Linked DNA regions of Homo sapiens: regions 2 and 3 are each linked to region 1. Evidence: chromatin contacts called from ENCODE Hi-C or POLR2A ChIA-PET data. All regions are on one chromosome and are shown on one strand. Each heading gives the region's core, a stretch centred on a gene start or an enhancer-like site at or near the end of the contact. The rest is flanking DNA. Distances are from core to core; before and after follow the strand shown. Region 1 holds the start of MOSPD2 (motile sperm domain containing 2). Region 2 has its middle 32 kb from the start of GLRA2. Region 3 overlaps ASB11 (ankyrin repeat and SOCS box containing 11).

Region 1 (2,700 bases), core at 1-2,500:
TGTAGTCAAACAACGTTTAAACAATGTGTTCATTTTTTCCCATAAAAAATGTAAATATATTTAAAAGTCTAGGACAAAAGATGCTAACATGCCATTCTGTCATGGATGACTACGGTTGATGGAAATATGGGGGACTATTCTTACAACTTGTTTGTAGTTTTCAGTATCTTTCAACTTTAAAAAAGGCAATATTGTATGCGCAACTATTTTCTTTCAATTGTTTTTAACTGACGAATAAAATTTGTTCCAGTCCCTTTAAATCTAAATCTTTCTCAACCTTGACACTATTGACATTTTGGGCTGGATAACTGTTGTGAATTTTCATGTACACTGGAGGATGTTTGGCAGCTTCCCTGGTCTCTATCCACTAGTAGCCAGTGAGCATCTCTTTTGCCCCCGGCCCCTAGCAGTGGTGACTAAAAATGTCTCCAGAGGTTGCCAAAGGTCCCCTGGGTGGTAAAACCGCCCCCCCCACACACACCCCCCCACCCCCCCGGCTGAACACAACTACCTTAATAAGCCGAAACACGCTTTTTTTAACTTTATATAATTATTTGAGATTAAAGATTTCAGAGATATTTTGCTCATTAAGCATCTCACACTCCAAGTTGGAAGGATACTGAAGGGATGAAAAAAACTTCAAGCGAATGTAGCACTTAAAATCCAATTATCATTGCAAGGAATGACAGACCCAGGTCTCGGGATGCCCGCTTCCTTCCCTCTCTCCCGCAATGCGGGGACAAGGGGAGGAAATCCAGCCCCATCGCCCCCTCTGCGAAGTCCTGGGAAGGGAAGACTCGCCAGCCCCATCCTACCTCAACGCAGCGGCAACATACCGGAGGCCCCACGTCGATACGGTATCCATCTGCTCCAAACCTCCCGCCAGCGCGCTGCATCCTGGGAGGCCGGGCGGAGGCTGCGTCGAACGCAGAGGAGGCGGAGCCTAGAAGCCAGCCAGGAGAGGTGGCCAAGGGAGGCTGAGGAGGCGGGGCCCTGGGGAGTGTTGTGAAAGCAGAGAGCCCGCGAGCTCTCTAGGGCGGAGCTCCGCGGGGGAAGCGCCGGCGATCTCGCGGCTGGCGGGGGCGGGACCGCAGTGCGGGGGATGTCGCGGGGCGAGGCCAGACGAGAATCGAATGGGACCTAGGCTGAGGGCCTGGTCCCGCCTCCAGACCCAGGCGTCCGCATTGGATTGGGCGGTGCGGCGGCGCTTCTGTCCGCCTTCCGGTGTCACGCGACCGCCTCCCCCTCCCACCCTTCTCTGTCTACCTCTGGGCGGGACTGCCGGGTGATGAGATACTCGGTCGGCGACGGTAGAACGGGCGACGGCGACAACCGCAATCACATCCACGACGGTGATCATGGCAGAGGTGAGGAGCCTATTGCACCGCCGCTGGCCCCCCGGACCCGGAAGCCGCCTCTGAGGCCCGGGGACCGAGCGCCCGTGTGCAGGTGGGCTGGGTTGAGGGTAAGCGGGTTGATGCAAGTAGTATCTAAGGTCCCATCGTGTCTCCCATCCAGAATCACGCCCAGAATAAAGCCAAGCTCATCTCTGAGACCCGGAGGAGGTTCGAAGCTGAGTATGTGACAGGTGGGTACTCTGTTCCAGGTATTAAGAAAGGTGTGCAGTGAGCATCCCCAACTTTGCTGGAGTGTTTGTGAGTGTATTTGTGGGAGGTGTTAGGGACCCTTTCGACCCTCACAGGAATGATGCTGGGCACGTCTCAAAGGTTTTCCTCTCCATGACAAGCCGTGTGCACTGCTTCAAATGGTCAAGTGGTGTGTCCCATGCTCCCTTTAAAGGGTTAATGTAAGTTGGAAATCGGTTAAGTTTTTAGCATGCCCTCGTGTTTATGGAACTTGCAGGATACTTGTTAGGCCCACAACACGGGTGACATTGTCCAGTCCACGGTTCCACTGCTGGCCTTTCACCAGCAACACTAGCGAAAATGTACCTGGAAACTGCCATAATACTATTGATGTGTACTTAATTGGGTATACAAATTCCTTGGATATTTTGTTTGATTTGGCTTTCATACAACCCAGCATGCTACCCACAAAATAGGCCCTCCAATGCTGGAACAAGTTCTTATCCCAAACTGTATCTTGCAAAGTACCTATGAGTCCAGAATTGATTTATTGGTTGAACATTCTGTGTCCAGATGTCACAGATACTTGAGTTGTCAGGTACTTAACTGAATATTTAATGCTTGTACAGTAATTTTGTAAAACATACGGAATAACTTATTGTAAATATGGAATTAAATAAGGATTTATATGTTGCCTACCTTAAGATTGATTGTAATCCTAACCCTGCCACTACATAGCTTACTTGTCTATTCTGAGCCCGTTTTCATATCTGTGAAGTGCAAATAATAAAGTTAGTAGGATTAAATTTTTTAAAAAAACATAAACCATCTAGCATGTCTTAAAATATAGTGGATTCTCAGTGAATATTTTGCCTCAGTTGTCATTTTGGTTACTGTGAAAGGAGTTAAGCTTCTACATCTTGACTAGTACTCAGCAGAGGTTCCCTGCAACTTTAAACCATCCTAGATTATACATCAGTTGATGACATAGAACAAATATGGAAATCGGTTTCAAATACTTGTCAGTAAATCTTTTCATACCTCCTTGCCAATTTTCTTCACACCCCAAACTTTGTTCCAGAGAGTTGCAAAAGCACTTGATTCACTTTTCACC
Region 2 (2,700 bases), core at 62-2,561, 380 kb before region 1:
TTGTTCTAAGACAGAAGCTTGTGAGCTGACATTTCTAGCTAAGGAGAGTTCATTGTGTTTGGGGTGAAAGGGAGATGAAATATTTTAGCATGGGCGAAATGCAAAGTCTACATGGGGTAATGACAAGAAAAAAAGAATGCATAGATTGTAGGTGAGGGGAAGGAACTTGAATCCTAGGTAAGTGTGTTGGCTCAGATGAGCCCAGAATTCCATATTGACATAGAGGGACTGTTTCCCAAACAAAGCCATTTTTATATGCTGTTCATCAGACTATACACCAAGCTAATGGTCTTACCTTGTATCTTGAGTTCTTCTAGAATTGACAGTCATCTCTAAGAAAGATTAGCTGAATTAGTACTGAGTAAATCCGCACATATGTGGGTTGATCTCAGATATGGTAACTCAGATTGTTTTTTAATACCATAATACGTTTTTCTCCATTTTCAATGCATTTATCACCACTTTCTGTCCTTGAGATAATTATATAAACACAATTAACTATAAGGCAAGTGGAAAGACTGTTATTACTGTAGTTGTCTTTAAATCTTGGAAATCAGTGATTTAGCTGACCCTGCTTTCCAACATTATCTTAATGCTAGCACTAAATTATTGTAAATCCAACATGTTTTCCAAGTGCTTTTATTCTGAAAGGTTCAAACTGTTTTCTAGATTCTTCATTAATCCTCACAATATGTGCAGGAGGTACTTGCTGTCAAACGTCAGGCCCATTTTACAGATGGAGGATTTAAGCAGTTTAATAAAAGACATGTCAGTCACATCCTCAAAGGAGTAAGGATCCAGCTCAACCGTGAACCTAGACCTGCTGGTTCCCCAGCTGTTGCTGTCTTTATTAAGGAATGTGGCTTCTCTTGGTTTCACTCTGGTGCTGGCCTTCAGCTGGTTACTAGGCAACTTGAGTGATCACAGCCTAGGTGGTTCAAAATACCAGAGCATCAAAGTCCTAGAAAAATGAAGCAAAATCTTTTCATTGTACACATGTTAAATTTAGTCTAATACCAAACCATTGTACCTGAGATTGGCCAGGAAAAAAACAAAAAAGCTTTGAAGGGCTACCAAACACCATGCGTCTGATATTTGGGTTAATTTTAGGCTGATAATTATTACAAGTGTCTTAGAACACAGAAGAGGAAAAATAAAGTATAGGCTGCTTGCTCTACAGAGCTTAGAGCCCAAGGCACTCAAATAAATAGTTGTATCACATGGAAAGATGATGTAAAGTGGTTGATGAGGGGTCAAGATAGAGAAGAGAAATCGTCTGATAACCAGGGCAACTTGATGTTAGCTTCTGTAAGCTTTCATGATGATTTCAAAACGAGAAAGCAAAAGTGAAAGTAGAGGGAACAAATTTCCCCAGCTACTTATTTCTAAAGCTCAGAAAGGAATTTATCATAAGAGTAACAGGAAGAAAACAGCTCGGTGCAGTCTTTTATAATTCTCAGTGTGAGGATCCATGTGGGCTTGGTTATATGAAGTGGGTTTTCTCCTTGAAGACAGAGAAGGGTACAAAATGTGGTGGTCCTGGGCTTTGCAAACAATAGCTGAGTCACAAACCACAGCACAGTCCTTGGAGACATAGTGAGAGAGTGGCAGGCTGAGCCTCCACTTCCCATCCAGACACATGACATGTTGCTGGGAGCATTTTCACTTCGTTCTGTTTCATAAGGGGACATTTGAACCAGATTTTAAAAGGCAAAAGCTCAATTTTTCTTAGTTTTAAAAAATGTTGCCATTTATTTGAAAACCTGTGGGACAATTGGCCTCTAAGATACACTTTGCCCCACCCCCTCCCATCTATCTCACAGCTAGGCAGACCAACTCAAAATGTGTCCCTTAAAAATCCTGTTTCCATGTGGCTCTGCTTAAGGAGGTACTCTAACCCAGAAATATCATCCTGGAATAGAACAGACAGCAAGATGGATTATGCATCACAAGTAAAGTACCTGCCATCACAATTACAACTCTAATATATAGTGAACACTGGCCAATAGCTTATGCTCTTTAAAGGAAGAGATGTTATTTTCATTTCTTCAGAGTTCTTGAGAATTCTTTAAAAAGTAAAGAAGTTATGTAAATATTGGAAGATAGTCATATCACACTGATTTGCAAATAATTCCATGGTTACCTAAAAAAACAAAAAAAAAACCAACAGGCTCAATTAAAAGAAAATTATGTGACTAGAAGTAAAATAATTTGGTAAGGTGCTGGTTACCAGGAAAAATATTTTAAAAACCAACTGATTTACTCATAGAAACCAGATAGAAATAGAAATGGAAAACACAACCATACACCTCATTAACAATAAAATAAAAACTACAAATTACATAGAAACAATTTAACAAGGAAAATGTAACATTTATTTAAAAGAGCTATAAATTTTATTGAAGGACATAAAATGAGATCTGAATAAATGTATTGACAAACTATACCCCTTGATAGAAAGTATTTTCCCCCCTAGGTCATTGACATTTTTATTTTTAAATTTTTTTATATATAATATACATATTTTGAGGGCACATGAGGTAATTTAATATATTTGTATAATTTGTACAGATCAAATCAGTGCAATTGGGATATCTGTCACCTTAAATACTTTTCTTTATGATAGAAAAAATTGAATTATTCTCTTCTAGTTATTTTTGAAACATATAATAGATTATTATAAACTATAGCCGCCCTACT
Region 3 (2,705 bases), core at 131-2,630, 430 kb after region 1:
TAAAATTATACAAAAATTTAAAAAGCCTATTAAAAATATACCAATGAAAGTATTGAGGTGGGAGACTGAGAGAGAAGAGGTGGGTGGGAGACTGAGAGAGAAGAGGTGGGTGCAAGACGTTTCATTGTGCACCTTTTTAATTTTATTTATTTATTTATTTTATTGAGACAGAGTTTCACTCTTTCACCCAGGCTGGAGTGAAGTGACGCGATCTCGGTTCACTGCAACCTCCACCCCGCCAGGTTCAAACGATTTTCCTGCCTCAGCCTCCCAAGTAGCTGGGATTATAGGCGCCCACCACCACGCCTGGCTAATTTTTGTACTTTTAGTACAGATGGGGTTTCACCATGTTGCCCAGGCTGGTCTCGAACTCCTGACCTCAGGTGATCCACCCACCTTGGCCTCCTAAAGTGCTAGGATTACAGGCGTGAGCCACCACATCCGGCCAGTCCACCTTTTTAAATAATTGTAATTTTTGAACTATGTGAATATATTACCTATTAAAAATAATCAAATCACATCCAATTTAAAGTACTTAAAAATAAATAAGCAAGTGATAAAATCAGGTACAAAGTTCATTTGATCATTGCTGGCAGTGCTGATTTCCATTTACCTCTACTTTTTAAGAAGTAACACAACTCATAAAGGAGAAATCAAAAAACAAATAAATGAAAAATACATACACATGCACACACAGACAGAGAGAGAGAGACAGAGAGAGAGAGAGAAAGAAAAAGAGAGAGAGAGAGCAGTGCACCCAGTGGTTTAAATTCAAAGTAGCAAGAAAGCCAGATGATTGCCTAGTTGTGGAAGAAAGACATGATGGCTTACCTCCTCTGTATAAATGTAGACCCTAAAACATACAAAGCAAATGGAGCCTGCACACTTTCATTCATTCATTTCACAAATACTTACCAGGCCCCTACTCATTTTTCAAGGTGCTGGGGATGTAGTCATAAATATAAATAAAGTAGCCTTCATAACTAAGACTTCAATAAATGTTCCCTGGGGAGTCAGATTTACCCATTGTCAACCTATTTTAATGCTTGTTCTTAAAATAGTGTATCATTGGGATAGGCAGCCTCTAAGATAGCACCCAGTAATCCTGGAATCCAGGTATTGCCTCCCTTGTATAATCCCTGCCCCTTGAGTGTGGGCTGGACTTGTTGACTCACACCTAATGAGTAGAATATGGCAGAAGTGACAGAATGTCACTTCGGAGATGAGGTTATAAAACAACTGTGACTTCCTTCTTAGGTACCTCTTGCACTCTCTCTGAGAGAAGCCAGCTGCCATCTCATGACACAGCCCTGTGGAGAGGCTCATGTGGCAAGGAATTGAGGTTTCCCAACAACCACGTGAGTGAGTTTGAAAGCAGATCCTGCCCGCCTTGAGCCATGAGATGACTGCAGCCCTGGCTGACACGTGGCAGCCTGTGAGAGACCCAGAGCCAGAATCACCTAGCTAAGCTGCTCCCTGGCCCACAGAAACCATGAAAATCCAAGTTTCTGTTGTTTTCAGCCATTATGCTTTGAGGTCATTTTTTAGGCAGCAATAGCTGACTAACTTAGCTTCAGGACTGCTGGTGCTAATGCATGCTGGAAGAGCATGAGGTGAGTTAGTGCAACAAACATTTGAGAGCATTCTCTATCATTCCTCATAGGGAAACTTCTTATGAGGTAAAGGAAGGCCCAGAGGAAAAGGAGGGAACTGGGCTGAAAATGAAGGAGCTCTCCAGGAAAGGAGAGGCAGGAGGAGGAGAGGCAGTGAGGTATGAGAGGACATACGTGCCTCGAATGGCAATGGTGGGACCTGGATAGGGTGAGCCACACCTCTGCTACAGCCAAAGCTAATAAAGAATGATGTGTAATTATAGCATAAGCATGAAGGATCAAGTCTTCAGTTCACTTACTTGTGCAATTAAAGTTTTAAGGGCCAGTAAGCGCCCCTGAGCTGCAGCTTCATGAAGTGGGGATCGATCAGCCCAGCAATCTGAAACACAAATCAAGCTCAAAGTCAAGGCCTGGAGACTTCTTCCTGTAACTTGTCCATGCTGCCCACCCACTGTGAGAGGAGGTTTGGGGGAAGAGGAGGGAAGAGGAGGGAAGCAGGTATCACGCATCAGGCTCTCTCGTCAGCCACTTTCAGGGAGACAAGCTACTGAATGTTAAAGTCCTTTACGGTTTGGTGGTGCGTGCCAAGAGAAGGAACAGTCAATCTCTCTGGCTTTTGGGAGGCAATTTTAATAAGCAATAGATTTAGTTCAAAAATATAGTGCTCAGTGCTTGAATCCGATAGCTCTATGTAAGGCAAAATGAAGGGCCAAGAAAGTCAATGAGCCTCCACATTTTTATCCTTCCCCTGCCTTCCACCTTCATCCACACCCCAAAGACTCAACAGCCTGTGTATTATGAAGGAGACTCTAAGGCAGGGGTGTCCAATCTTTTGGTTTCCCTGGGCCGCATTGGAAGGAGTATTGTCTTGGGCCACACATGAAATATACTAACACTAACAATATCTGATGAGCTAAAAAATAAAAATCACAAAAAAATCTCGTAAGTTTTACGAAAATTTATGAATTTGTGTTGGGCCACATTCACAGCCATCCTGGGCCACGAGTTGGACAAGCTTGCTCTGAGGGATCAGTGAAAATGTTTTTTTCCCCAAATTCTCTAGGTAATTTTATCTGCTTCATTTGATAATGA

The links. Hi-C counts contacts between places; a loop is a spot of excess contacts on that map. ChIA-PET counts read pairs that join two places held with the same protein, here RNA polymerase II (POLR2A). Pooled maps may share reads with other maps.
Region 2: a loop to region 1 is called in a map of naive thymus-derived CD4-positive, alpha-beta T cell, with 7 times the contacts of the local background. The contact joins the enhancer-like site here to the promoter of MOSPD2 in region 1. A Hi-C loop is called at or near these places in 3 of 168 maps with a recorded cell type or tissue (CD4-positive, alpha-beta memory T cell and naive thymus-derived CD4-positive, alpha-beta T cell), 1 of 37 single-sample maps with no recorded cell type and 10 of 50 pooled maps.
Region 3: a pooled map shows a loop between it and region 1 (10-fold over the local background). The contact joins the enhancer-like site here to the promoter of MOSPD2 in region 1. A Hi-C loop is called at or near these places in 2 of 50 pooled maps. POLR2A ChIA-PET finds 5 or more read pairs at or near these places in 2 of 52 experiments (GM12878 and activated CD4-positive, alpha-beta T cell).

What each region holds. Positions count from the first base shown.
Region 1 is chrX:14,872,171-14,874,870 of GRCh38, forward strand. It overlaps MOSPD2 (motile sperm domain containing 2), which reads left to right and starts at 1,251. Exons shown (of 15, transcript NM_152581.4): 1 at 1,251-1,367; 2 at 1,519-1,588. The coding sequence starts at 1,359. FANCB (FA complementation group B) reads right to left here and starts at 899. Exons shown (of 10, transcript NM_001018113.3): 1 at 816-899. RefSeq lists a silencer at 989-1,218.
Region 2 is chrX:14,495,985-14,498,684 of GRCh38, forward strand. It overlaps a transcript of GLRA2 not described here. Among named protein-coding and RNA genes, the nearest start is that of GLRA2, 32 kb to the right of the region's middle. Within about 2 kb of position 1,312, at least 3 of the 41 ENCODE cell types and tissues checked have a DNase peak (open chromatin) inside an H3K27ac peak, as active enhancers do.
Region 3 is chrX:15,300,816-15,303,520 of GRCh38, forward strand. ASB11 (ankyrin repeat and SOCS box containing 11) reads right to left here. Exons shown (of 7, transcript NM_080873.3): 2 at 1,913-1,992. Among named protein-coding and RNA genes, the nearest start is that of ASB11, 13 kb to the right of the region's middle. Within about 2 kb of position 1,381, at least 8 of the 41 ENCODE cell types and tissues checked have a DNase peak (open chromatin) inside an H3K27ac peak, as active enhancers do.